Linked DNA regions of Homo sapiens: region 1 is linked to region 2. A link is a contact called in ENCODE Hi-C or POLR2A ChIA-PET data. All regions are on one chromosome and are shown on one strand. Each heading gives the region's core, a stretch centred on a gene start or an enhancer-like site at or near the end of the contact. The rest is flanking DNA. Distances are from core to core; before and after follow the strand shown. Region 1 overlaps CMTM6 (CKLF like MARVEL transmembrane domain containing 6). Region 2 overlaps CMTM8 (CKLF like MARVEL transmembrane domain containing 8).

Region 1 (6,430 bases), core at 1,389-3,888, 190 kb before region 2:
TGAGGAAATTAATTTCCAGCTTTTAAACCTCCATATGTAATCTTTTTTAAAACTTGTATGTCTGAGAATTTATCTCTGGTGAAGGAGTCTCACCGGCACTTTTCCACCTTCCCATTCACAGTCGCCACCTACCTTGCCCCTCAAAAAGAAAAAAAACTTGCTTGTCCTGAATCTTGCTGGATTAGTTCCTTCTTGCCCTGCTATATAGAAATACCTGACACTGGGTAACTTATAAAGAAAAGAGGTTTAATTGCCTCATGGTTCTGACAGCTCTATAGGAAGCATAGCAAGGGAGGCCTCAGGAAATTTACAGTCATGGCAGAAGGCGAGGCGGAAGCAGGCACATCTTACATGGCCAGAGCAGGAGGAATAGAGAGAGTGGGGAGGTGCTACACACTTTTAAACAAGCAGATCTTGCAGTAACTCACTATTACAAGAACAGCGCCAGAGGGGGAGTCTGCCCCATGATCCTGTCACTTCCAGCTAGGCTCCACCCCCAACATTGGGGATTATAATTTGACATGAGAATTGGGTGGGGACACAAACCCAAGCCATATCACTTATTATGGTGGATTACCCTGAATTGTAAAACAAAAAAACCCTTGAGTACAACAAAGAGACAGTTGAAAATAAAGATCCAATTTTTCTCTGAAATTCTTGGGGCCAGAATTTTTTTCTTTTGGATTCAGAATATTCTGGATTTTAGAAAGGTAGTGCTGTACATATGCTATATTACACAACACCACTTGAGGGCCTGCGACAGTACCCTGTAATCTAACATTGGTATATCTGAAGTAAAACATATGAATATTTATAGTAAAAGGGATAAGAAAAGACTAAGTAGTCTTACTCCATGTAAATAGGCTTACTTTGTGTCAATTTTGAGCCAAGTGAATCATGAAAACCTTGAGTTAATGTAGTTCTTTGGGTTTCGGAATTGTAAATTAAGGATCATGGCCTTGGACTGGTAGCAGTGCTGTGAACTTGAATGACTAGCAACTGGACAACAAATCATCTTGCAAGTCAGCTGGTTTCCAATTAATACTTTGTTTTTAACAAAATTGAAGTTAGGCCGGGCGTGGTGGGTGGTGGGTCAACGCCTGTAATCCCAGCACTTTGGGAGGCCAAGGCGGGCGGATCAGGAGGTCAGAAGTTTGAGACCAGCTTGGCCAATATAGTGAAAGCTTGTCTCTACTAAAAATACAAAACTTAGCCGGGCATGGTGGCAGGCGCCTGTAGTCCCAGCTACTCGAGAGGCTGAGGCAGGAAAATCGCTTGAACCGAGGAGGCGGAGGTTGCAGTGAGCCAAGATTGTGCCACTGCACTCCAGTGTAAGTGACAGAGTGAGACTCCATCTCAAAAACCAAAAACAAAATTGAAGTTGTAATTAATAGAGTTGTCAGCTAATACATCATTAAAACTGCATTTTATGATAGAAAACTCAAAAGGAGTTCAGAGAATTGCATGGCTATATTTATCTATTCATATGACAACAGTTTCTTAGCACTTACATGTGTAAAAACAAAACATAGAAATAAAATTAACACTGAATCTTGATTCATTCTAGCAATAAGCAATATTTATTCATGGGTACATGAACCAATAGAAGAGAAAAATCAAAGTTTTAATAGGGCTTTATGGTTAATTTCAGTTTAGAAACATTTTTGTTGCAGAGGAGTATGAGATGGTGATCAATAAAATAATGAGTTTTTTAACTCATTTTTAATTTTAAAAAGCTCTGGCTACTTATTTGTATAAAAATACATTACTATAAAATTCTGTGGGGAAAGTGAAATGAAGTTGAGGAAAAATTGAGTTCCAGGGAAAAAATTTACAGCTATAAAAAAAATTTTTATATTTTAATTAGACTGTCCCAGTATTTATATTTCATTGGATATATTTAATAGTGACAGGTAGTTTAAAAAGCTGATATTTATAATATGCTGGAAATTACCTTTTGTAACTATTTAAATTATGAAAAGTTTTATAGACTTAAATGCATGAGGAAGTTCTTTTTTTTTTTTTAATTCAGAAGTGTGTGAACAAAAGAGCTAGAAGATGACTTGTGGTGATCAGAGACAGCTTCAAAAACAAGGGTGACATTTGGTCTGAGTTTGATGTATTTAAGAAAGTTGCCAGGAAAATAAGGGGATAAATGCCATCAAGTCAAAAATAAAGATTCCAGAGGGAAAAAGACTTGGCTTTTGTGGCGGGGGATGGGAGGGTGGGAGGCGTTGATAATTAAATTTAGATTGGATATGTTGGGGATATCTGGGGGACTTAATGAATTTGGAGCTCAGTTTACTTTGTGGTAAAATGAGGTGGAATGCTTATTCTTTAGAGGGGGGAGGAGAGGTCAGGAGACTGCAACAGACTGTAAGAGAATGTTATTAATAAAAATCGTGGAGATAGGGAGTTTAGATTTGGAAGAGACTTTAGCCATCACCTACATCAATTTTCTCTTTTTTACAGAGAACTTATCTGGCCCCCATATCCTTAAGGGTTTTGCTAGTGGAGAAGCTAAATTTGAAGCAGACGCATGGTCTTCTGTCTCTTGATAGAATTCTCAGAACGTATGATCGTATTTTAGAAGAGAACAGTTGAGGAAGTGATTTAAGGAAGAGGAAGTAGGTAGTGGCGTCATGTCACTGTGTCATTGCAGTGTGACAACTGGAACATTATTTAAGTAATTTAACCTAATAGTATCTTCAAAATGGAATTTCTGTTTTGATATTAATAACTTTTTTCATTTTCACCTAGGCTGAGTTGCCTAGTCACGTATTTTCCTTATCGCATCTGTGGGTCAATCTAACCATGCAAATATTTTTGTTTTGTATCATTTTATAGGATTTAATGTTTATCTGTTAACCCTACTTTCATATATTAGCCCTCCACATATAAACATGCACACATAAGGCAGAACATTAATATTTTGTGAGACTTTGACTAATAGCCATTATTCTGGAAGTTTTTCTTTTATAACTTCTTTCCATTTTTTGATGACTTAAAAAAATTTTTTTTACCATTAAAGAGTAGTCGTGTATAAGATAAAATTCATGAACATCTTGTTTATATGAAACATTCTCCAAGCCAAGTAGGAAATGTAAGATTATATTCCAAAATTCTCATATAACCTTTCCTCCTTTTTTTCCTCAGGTGTTTGGATTTATAGCAAGTTTTATGTTCCTACTTGACTTTATCACTATGCTGTATGAAAAACGACAGGAGTCCCAGCTGAGAAAACCTGAAAATACCACTAGGGCTGAAGCCCTCACTGAGCCACTTAATGCCTAAAGACTCTGGGGAGCAGATGTTACCTAAGGTAGTGACCCTGCATTGTGGTGCCTGAGCCCTGGCAGAAGCTCTTGTAAAATTTGTTAATTGTTTAAACCACTTCTTTTGGAGAGCAAGGGGAAGGTCAAGAAGGCAGTTTTATCAATATTGTGTCAGTCACCACAAAGTAGGCCAGATAAGTTAAAAAAAATTTTTTTTTAAATAATAATTGAAACTTATCTCAAATGGAGATTTTGGTGGGAGGAGGAGAAAACAATTGTTTTTAAATCACACAGCTCAACGGTTGATAAATGATTCTGTCATTCTGTTACAGGTCATTCTTTTACTAGGCTTAGCTTCCAAATTATGCTTTATAGCTGTATAAACATCGTGATTATATTCATCTACTTAGAAATTGTTTTATTTTTAAATTAATTTGCTTAGCTGTTTGTTTTGATGCTTAGATTATGTTCTGTTAATGGGAATTTAACATATTTAAGAAACCAATATTTAAAATGTTGGTCTAGGTTTTTTTCCTTAACATATATTACCAGGCTTTACTGTATTTCACTCAGCCTTAAATGTTATAATATTTTTGGATAACGGTTATTAATTCTTTGAGACCTTCGTATAGCCTATAAAATGTATGGGAGATGTTGGTATTTTATGTGTATAAAAGCAACAATATCAGCAACTTCGTGTTTATACTGCACCTTGGTTGTTGATGTCAAGTAAAAAAAAGATTGTTTTGTAACACATAAAAAAATGGAAGAAACTGATACCACACCTAAGGACCAAAGATAAGAAAGACTTTTTGCCCAAGACAGTGAAAGTAATTATAAAAACAAGCTTTGACCACTTACCAAGTATCTGAAGAGATGAGTTCATACTATGATTTAGAAAGTGGTTCAATTCCCCTGTTGGCATATGATTATTTTTACTAAAATTAATACAGCTCTGTGGGTCTTCCTTAGTGTTTTCTTTGAAGCCAATCTGTTTTTTTTAGGACACCAGCCTTTGGTTTTTCATCTGTTCGAGATGCCTCTTCTCTGTCTCCTTATCAGATAGAAATGGAGTCATGTGCTGCTGCTTCATCTAGCAGAGGTTGGCCTCTGGCTCTGACACTTTTTGTCAGTTGTCTTTAGGTGGTCCTGAATCTTGGGCCCTTTTGATTGTGAATACTGTGTAGCAGGATCTTGAGAGTCCTTGTTCTTACATAGGCATTGCTCTAGTTTGTCTTTGGCAAAAAAAAAAAAAAAAAAAAGTAAATATCCAGGGAACCCTGCCCAGACTAATACTGTTGGTGGCATAAGAGAATCAAGCCATTCTCAAGAGATAACTTCATAACCAGAATTGTCTGTTGGCTAGCAGCTGTCACAGATAGGCAGGGCACTTGGGATATGACCTTTCTGTCCAGGTGATTCACAGACTAGACCTTTCTTATCCTCCTCCTAGAGTTTTGACTTGGGACTCTAGTGTTAAGATGATGAGCCCGTGCATCAGGTCCTTCTGCACTTTGGTGGAAGTCTCCCAGGGTAGGTTTCCTATTTGAAACAGTGGAATCATGTTTCCAGTGATAAAGTTTAATGACCTCATCCTTTTTTTTTTTTCTCATCTGCCATTTGTGTGTCTTAGATGGGTTTTAATTGCATGAATGTGGCTAATGTGGTTCTCAGAAATTGGTCAGTATGGCCCAACATAGCTTCTGCTCTGTCTTACTGACTCAATACCTTTAGGATTTGTATCAGAGTTTGGATACTAGTGTTAGTGGTGGTGTCACCACTACTTAATTGGGAGATAATGAAACCAATCATGGATGCTGTTTTTATTGGGCATGTCATCTAAGAGAGGAGAAATAGCTGGGTTTTGGGTCTAATTATGAATAAGGACTGATTCAGAAAACGAGTTTATGGTAGGTAGACTAAAGTTTCACATCAGACTGTACCATTGTGATTTAGACCTATCTAAAATTCAGAGCATATCATCTGGGCTACCTCAGGGTCACCACCCATGTATTGGGCTTAGTCAGGATTGACAGATACATTCTCAGCTGGCCTGTCATATAAAACATACTGTCATTGAGCTTAAGCTCCGCTTGTTCTGAGGTTTCACCTCCATGTGTTTCATTGGTGCAAAAGTGGATCTCTTAGTTGGTCACTTAATTCTTTCTTTTTCAGAAAGATAGTATGTTCACTGGTATATTTGGTCACTCTTAGAACCTTCCTTCACATTGTTTTTTATGGGACCCATGAATGGTTAGCCTTTCTTTTCTATTGTAGAAGGAAATAAATAGGAGTAAAAAGACCATTGTAGTAAATAAGTTCAAGGGGAACTTGGGACCAGAAACCACTGTTATGTACAAAAAAATGGCAAATTCAATAAACTCAAATTTAAAATAATTTTTAAATTAACAGTTATGATAAATTTTATATTTTATACAAATAGATTGCTTAGAATGGTTCTCAAGAATTATAAGAGAAATGAACTCACAGTACAAAAATTTTATAATTACTATACTTGTGTTTTGTTTGGGGGCTGGGAAATGTATTTTTACATTGTAGCCAATCATTTTATATTTGTCAATTTAAATCTTATGGGTCTTTTTTTTTTATCTCTCTTGATGTCAGATTTTATAGTCTTTTTAAATAAATCCATTTAATTAAAACGTTCTTACCTTTGTAAGTGTTTATTACAGAAGTGTGATGTTTAAATGAAAAGCTGTCTCTGTAGTTGTGGGAGTTGGCTGCACAATCTTGTTGAGTGCCTATATAGAATACTAGATTTTAGATATATCTAGGATAGAAAAGAAACAAATCCATTTCCCATCCATAAACTGTCCCTCTTGTTGGAAAGTTAGAATACACATTTAAACAACATTTTTAGGGAACCACAGAGGAAGACTTACAAATGGCTTTAAATACTTCCAAAGAAGCAATTTAGACTCCTTGTCACATTTCTAGATGTGGCTAACAATGCTAAAAACAAAATAGGCACATTATCTTAGGAACTGTTCAATGATTGGGAAAGTGTGAAGCAAAATTATTAGGGTGGTGCTGGTAAAACTACAGCTATTTGTGTAGTTTGCGAAATTCCTGCCTCCACCCTGTGTGAGAATAACAGGGTCTTTATAGTCATCAAGAACTCACTGGAATTTGTA
Region 2 (6,946 bases), core at 3,933-6,432:
TCTGGCCTATGCTATTCTTATTAAGAAAAAAAAAAAAGTCAGCAATCAGTGATCACTCTTAATTCCACCGAAAGGAATTTGGGTCTATTCTATTTTTGTTGCAAAAATTTTAGCACCAGAAAGAATATTAATGACTATGAATTCAAGCTTTTCATTTGACATATGCAAAAACAAAAGTACTGTGATTTACCCAATGTCACATGGCTGGTTAGCCAGACTCGAAATGGAAACCTCTTGACACTCAGTCCAATGTTCTCTGACATCACCTGCCTTTTCACACCAATGCCCTCTGAAAAATACTATTTTTCTTTCTTTTTTTTTTTTTGTTTCATATCAATGATAAGAACTGCTGGATGGAAACCAAAATCATTCATGGAAAACTGTATGAGATTTCAGGAATCCCCAGTGCAATGTCACCGATGCCGGGATGAGTCATACTGCAGCTTGATCAAGTCCAGGTAGACAGAGGACCCCTCCCAAGGGCTGTGTCTCCCCTATCCCTCTTCATCCACCACTCTCCCTTGACCACTTTCTGCACCACTGGCAGGAGGGAAAGATAAGGTGGAATCCTTTTGCCCATATATTGAATGATTATTTAATTGCCCTGTTTCTAGTTTTAAAAACAACAGGATAGAAATTTATATATTGTTATTTAAAATGTCTTATGTTGCTTTATATATATATATACAGCTGTCAAAGTATAATTTTTTTTTGAAAAGGTCAGCTCTTGACTCATATAGAGTATGCATATGCTAAAGATTCTGTAACTTGATGAGTTTGTCAACTTAAGCAGAATGACAAAGCTGGCTCAAAGGTGGATGGCACAGAAACCTAAGTAGGGCAAAAAATCTGTGGAAAGATGAATGCCGGGATAAGGCTGGAAACTTAGAAACAAACCGGGTTAATGTCCTACCTGGCATATAGCAGTACCCCTGATGCTCCTTTTCTGCCATAAGAAATCCTTCCCATCTTAACTGGACAAAAATCATTTGCAATTTATTAATCTCAGCCATTTGTTTTTATAAGACCTGCAAGTGAAGGATGATTTTTATATTTTTAAATGGTTGAAAAAAATTAAAAGATTTTTTTTTTTTTTTGAGATGGAGTTTCACTCTTGTTGCCCAGGCTAGAATGCAATGGCAAAATCTCGGCTCACCACAACCTCCGCCTCCCAGGTTCAAGCAATTCTCCTGCCTCAGCCTCCCAAGTAAATGGGATTACAGGCATGTGCCACCACGCCCAGCTAATTTTTTGTATTTTTAGTAGAGATGGGGTTTCTCCATGTTGGTCAGGCTGGTCTTGAACTCCCGACCTCAGGTGATCCACCCACCTCAGCCTCCCAAAGTGCTGGGATTACAGGCGTGAACCACCGTGCCCAGCCTAAAAGAATATTTTATAACATAAAATGAAATATGAAAATGCTATGAAATCCAAATTTCAGTGTCTCTAAATAAAGTTTTATTGGAACAGTGTTAGGGCTCAGAAGACAATACCCTAAAGTAAGGGCTCAGAAGCAGTTTTTCTCTGACCTTGTCCTGCTTGCCTCTCAGCCTCATTCCCCCTTTCCCCCAAAAAGGCAAGCACAGATATTAGAATCCCTCTTCCCCAATGGAGATCATGGAAACCAAAACCCTTTTCCCCAAAGCCAGCCATAAAATCTAAAAATTTCCCCTACTTTTCTGTGTAAGAATTGGCCACAAAGAAATAATCTGACTGACCTTGTTTGGTTGTAGTTCATAAGACCCCCATTCCAGAAAGGGTCCTGCCCCATACCTGGAAGGAAATTATGCTGCAGAGAGTCCAAGAAGAATCTGAACAGACAGCCCTTGCTGGGTTCCCCCGCTCAGCCTATTAGCATTAGATCACACCCTTTTGGTCCAACCACAGTTCCACACAGCTATCCATTCATCATCAAACTGAAGCATAAAAATGGATAGCTTCCCCTGTATCTTTGGGTCTTCGATCTGAAGACTGCTGTGTCACGCAAAAGTATGATCAAAGAAATGTGTTATGCTTTTGTCTGTTAACCTTTTTGTTATAGAGGTGCTGGCCATGATTTTTATGATGGAGAAGAAAGGCATCATCCCTTTTCAGCACCTACAGTGGCTGTATCCATTCAGTTATGTATTACCCGTGGCTGCTTTCACACTATGATGGCAGAGTTAAGTAGCTACAGACAGTACATATTTTGGCCTACAAAGCCCAAAATATTTACTATCTGGCAGTCTGCAGAAAAACATTGCTACATTTTCCCCTAGATTATTAGATGATCTTTGCTGGGTTTGTCAGACAATGTTCTAGTAGGATATTAAAAGGGCACTCAGTCATCTTCCTGAACTTTTTTCTAAGTTTCAAGTACATTTTTCTTGAAGACTACCGTCAATGATAATTTAATTATAAATTTAAAAATAAAGAAGAGTATAACTGAATCATTTGTAACTCAAAGGATAAATGCATGAGGGAATAGATACCTCATTTTCCAAGATGTGATTATTACGCACTGCATGCCTGCATCAAAACATCTCATGTACCCCAGGTACATAAGCACCTACTATGTAGCCACAAAAATTAAAAAATTATTTTTCTTAAAAATGACCTAATACCAGATTATATTTTCCTCTTGAATCAATGACTCCTATAAAAGGAAAGTTGATCTCTGGTGTAGAGACAGTTGAGCTAAATAGAATCTTGGCATTTCAATGGTTAAACCAAGTACTTCAACAAGTTTACAAAATACAGAGTAACCTAAGCCAATATTTTCATTGATTCAAACCAATGGTCCCTTTTAAATTCTTCTCCAAAAGGAAGGAGTAGAAGGAAGAAAAATTAACATTTGGAAATCGTGCCTTGAAATTTTCTCACCTTACACTGTATGATAATACAGGCTCTAGGCCCATGGGCTGTTTTCTATGAAAATACGTCAGGACTCTTTGAGGTGTGATCCCAAGAGGGATTTGAAGCAGCAATCTGAGCGGGGCACAGTGTTTCGTGTCTATAATCCCAACTGTTTGGGAGGCTGAGGTGGGAGGATCATTTGAGCCCAGAAGTCCAAGAGCGGCTTGGGCAACATAGCCTGGACCCCTGTCTCTAAAAAAAAAAAAATATATATATATATACATATATATATATATATGTGTGTGTGTATGTGTGTGTGTGTGTATGTGTGTATATATATGTATGTGTGTGTATATATATGTGTGTGTGTATATACACACACACATATATATACACATACACACGTGTATATATATATATATATTAGCTGGGTGTGGTGGCGCATGCCCCTAGTCCCAGCTGCTTGGGAAGCTGAGGTGGGAGGATTGCTGGAGCTCAGGAGAAGGCTGCAGTGAGCTGAGATCGCACCACTGCACTCCAGCCTGGGTGACAGAGTGAAACCCTGTCTCAAAATTTTTTTTAAAAAGCAGCAATCTGATAAGGAGCCGAATGATAGGAGAGCAAGTGAAATATGAAGTCAGGATTGTTTCAATTTAATTAGCAGAAGCTGGATATAAGAAAAATATCTAGCAAGGATCGCCCTGGAAAGAGACCAAGAGTGCTCATTCTGAAATTTTTTAAAGAGAATGAAAGATTTCAGAAAGTAAAAAAAAAAAAAAAAAAAGGGGGGTATGTTTATAGTATCTCTGTATTTTAGATCCTCAAATATTTATATAGAGTTTTTAATTAGGGGCTGGACGTGATGGCTCACGCCTGTAATCCCAGCACTTAGGGAGGCCAATGCGGGTGGATTGCTTGAGATCAGGAGTTTGAGACCAGCCTGGCCAACATGGCAAAACCTGTCTCTACCAAAAATGCAAAAATTAGCTGGGCATGGTGGTGGGAGCCTGTAGTCCCAGCTACTGGGGAGGCTGAGATAGAATTGCTTGAACCTGGGAGGCAGAGGTTGCAGTGAGCCCAGATTGTGCCACTGCACTCCAGCCTCAGCGACAGAACGAGACTCCAGCCACTGCCCCCCACCCCCAACCAAAAAAAAAAAAAAAGTTTTTAGTTAAGAGATTAGAGAGCTTTTGTTGGAGTTCTGAGCAATGGCTGCTGCTGATGACCATGAAACCAGTTGAAGAACACAAGCCAGACTTCTTTACCTTGGTGCTTGAGTTTCTCATCATCTCCAATTTTTAAAATGTTATTCTTATCCAGGGTTCCCTCATAAACACTTCAAGTCCTTAAATTAACACTCAGTCCATTTTCCCAAATCCTTCCCACACACAAACCTTATTTTCCCACCCACAGACCTGTATTTTAAAATGCCAAATCCCCCTGAGTTTAAGAACTTGTCTTTCCTTAACTTCCACAAGCTGGTAATTAACTTTCCAAATGAGGCTGGTGAGCAATAGAAGAAATTGTTATCTTTCACCATCAATGTTTTGCACAAGATGCTGTGATGACACTGCTGGGATTTCAGACAGACAAAGCAGCCTGGAGTGTCTGCGCCACCCCAGACGGGGCTGCTGCTAGCCACAGCATTCTCTGTGCAAGGTTACCACTGTATTCCCCAAGGTGAGCTTTAGTCACAAATGTTGGTTCACAGATAAGAATAGCCTCATCAAAAGTTTAGGTACAGGCCAGGCACGGTGGCTCACGCCTGTAATCCCAACACTTCGGGAGGCATAGGTGGGTGGATCACCTGAGGTCAGGAGTTGGAGACCAACCTGGCTAACATGGTGAAACCCCACCTCTACTAAAAAATGCAAAAATTAGCTGGGTGCAGTGGCGGGCGCCTGTAATCCCAGCTACTTGGGAGGCTGAGGCAGGAGAATCACTTGAACCCAGGAGGTGGAGGTTGCAGTGAGCCGAGATTGTACCACTGCACTCCAGCCTGGGCAACAAGAGTGAAACTCCATCTCAAAAATAAATAAATTAAAAAAATAAAGTTTAGATATCCCTAGACTGTGTACATTCAAGGTGAGGAAATGATGTAATCTTTCTTTGAACCCAGAGGGCAATTTTTCTAAAATCATCTTTTTGCATCAACACATCCTAAGGGGATGTTTTTCTCTCTGTTCAATGGCTAGACCACAAACCTTCCAGAAAAACAACCATCCTATGAGAGCAAACACACGGGGAGGGAGTGGAGAAGGCATCCTCAGGATCCCTTATTTACAATAACGAAAATGTGGAGGTCATGGTGGACGGCTCTGCTGCCCTCTACTGGCCATGTCAAGCATCATCAGCCACAATAACACACAGTCTGCCGCCCTGGTTTTTCCCTTTGTGGTTTTAATTAGGCACTGCTCTTCCCGAGGAAAACCTGGGTGAGAGAGGCAGGAGGCCCCCACCCATGGAACCTCAGATCTGGATGGAACATCTAATGCAACATGGGCACATTACACAACCCTAAGGGGTGCCATTCCTGTGGAATACATCAACAGAGCTCTTGCACTTAAGCAATCCTGCAGCCCCAGTGGGTCATTTAATAAATGCCCCAGAATGGTAAGTGATCATTCCAGGGTCATCAGACCTGTGATGGACCAGAAGCAGGACCTGTTGCTTGCCTCAAGGGAGTGGCAAAGGGAAACAAGATTCCTACAAAGGAAAACAGGTTCCGACTGGGCTGGCCCCAGTGAGGAGAGCCAAGTCAGAACATGTATCCACTTCCTATTCTACGCTTCAACTATCCATCTGTCTAGCCATAACTCATTGTGCCAGGTACTCATTGCAGATACATACCACCAGATGGGAGAGACAAGCCTACTCCGGAGGGGGCTGAACAATTAGGGAGATTCAGACAAGTAAACCAGCAATTACCCTATAATGCTGTAGAAGTCTGGGTCAGGTGTGGTAGCTCATGCCTGTAATCCCAGCACTTTGGGAGGCCGAGGTGGGAGGATCACTTGAGCTCAGGAATTCAAGACCAGCCTGGGCAACATAGTGAGACCTCATCTTTATTTAAAAAAAAATAAAAAATAAAAGGCTGAAGCAAAGAAGTCCTGATTGTTACTGAGCACAGAGCTGGAGGGGCACACAACACAGACTGAGAGGTGGGAAAATCAAGGATGGTTTCCTGAAGACAGTGACATCCAAGACAGAACAAAAGGATTTAAAGGATATATAGATATTAGCCAGGTGAGGTGGGCATGGAAACCATTACAGGCAAGTGGAATAACAGGTAGAATAAAGCAGAGATGAGACAGCATGGAACATTTTAGGAACTGGAGGTCCAGTGGAGCTGGAACGTAGGGTGGATAGATATCCAGGCAACAAACAAAGCCAGATAGAAAGGCAGGCCCCGGATCACACAGGGCCTTGCAGTCCAGGAAAGGAGTCTGAACCATAGCCCGGAGGCCATGAGGAGCTGCTAGGGGTTTAAGCAGAGGGGAGACATTAATAGATGTGGGTATGGGTTTCCTCCATCATACTAGGCTCTGAAGAGGTTCCATGAAGGGCAGTCATCCTTCCTGCCCCCAAGGAACTTACAGTTCCTCAACTTAACAAAATGATATACAATAGTTGGATCTATGCTTACTACTGAATCATTTACTTCTATTCATTGGGTGTCTATCACCCTAATTGAATGCAAGCTCCACAAAGACAGGGATTTTCTCTTTCCGCTGTTTTGTTTTGTTTTTTTTTTTTTTTTTTTTTTTGAGATGGAGTCTCGCTTTATTGCCCAGGCTGGAACACAGTGTTGCAATCTTGGCTTACTGCAACCTCCGCCTCCTGGATTCAAACAATTCTCCTGTCTCAGCCTCCCGAGTAGCTGAGACTACAGGTGCACGACATTATGCCCAGCTAATTTTTGTATTTTTAACAGAGATGGGGTTTCACCACATTGCTCAGGCTGTTCTCGAACTCCTGACCTCAGGTGATCCACTTGCCTTGGCCTCCCAAAGGGCTGGGATTACAGGCATGAGCTACCGTGCCCAGCCTAAATCCTCAGTTTTGAGATCTATGCCTGGAACAAAATATGTGTTCAAATAATTGCTGAATA

The links. Hi-C counts contacts between places; a loop is a spot of excess contacts on that map. ChIA-PET counts read pairs that join two places held with the same protein, here RNA polymerase II (POLR2A). Pooled maps may share reads with other maps.
Region 1: a loop to region 2 is called in a pooled map, with 3 times the contacts of the local background. The contact joins two enhancer-like sites. A Hi-C loop is called at or near these places in 16 of 168 maps with a recorded cell type or tissue (GM12878, GM23248, HAP-1 and 8 more) and 4 of 50 pooled maps. POLR2A ChIA-PET finds 5 or more read pairs at or near these places in 6 of 52 experiments (BJ, IMR-90, MCF 10A and 3 more).

Annotation. Positions count from the first base shown.
Region 1 is chr3:32,480,824-32,487,253 of GRCh38, reverse strand. CMTM6 (CKLF like MARVEL transmembrane domain containing 6) reads left to right here. Exons shown (of 4, transcript NM_017801.3): 4 at 3,157-5,942. The coding sequence ends at 3,294. Among named protein-coding and RNA genes, the nearest start is that of CMTM6, 19 kb to the left of the region's middle. Within about 2 kb of position 2,638, at least 2 of the 41 ENCODE cell types and tissues checked have a DNase peak (open chromatin) inside an H3K27ac peak, as active enhancers do.
Region 2 is chr3:32,295,112-32,302,057 of GRCh38, reverse strand. The region is part of intron 1 of CMTM8 (CKLF like MARVEL transmembrane domain containing 8); the gene reads right to left. Among named protein-coding and RNA genes, the nearest start is that of CMTM8, 60 kb to the right of the region's middle. Within about 2 kb of position 5,182, at least 2 of the 41 ENCODE cell types and tissues checked have a DNase peak (open chromatin) inside an H3K27ac peak, as active enhancers do.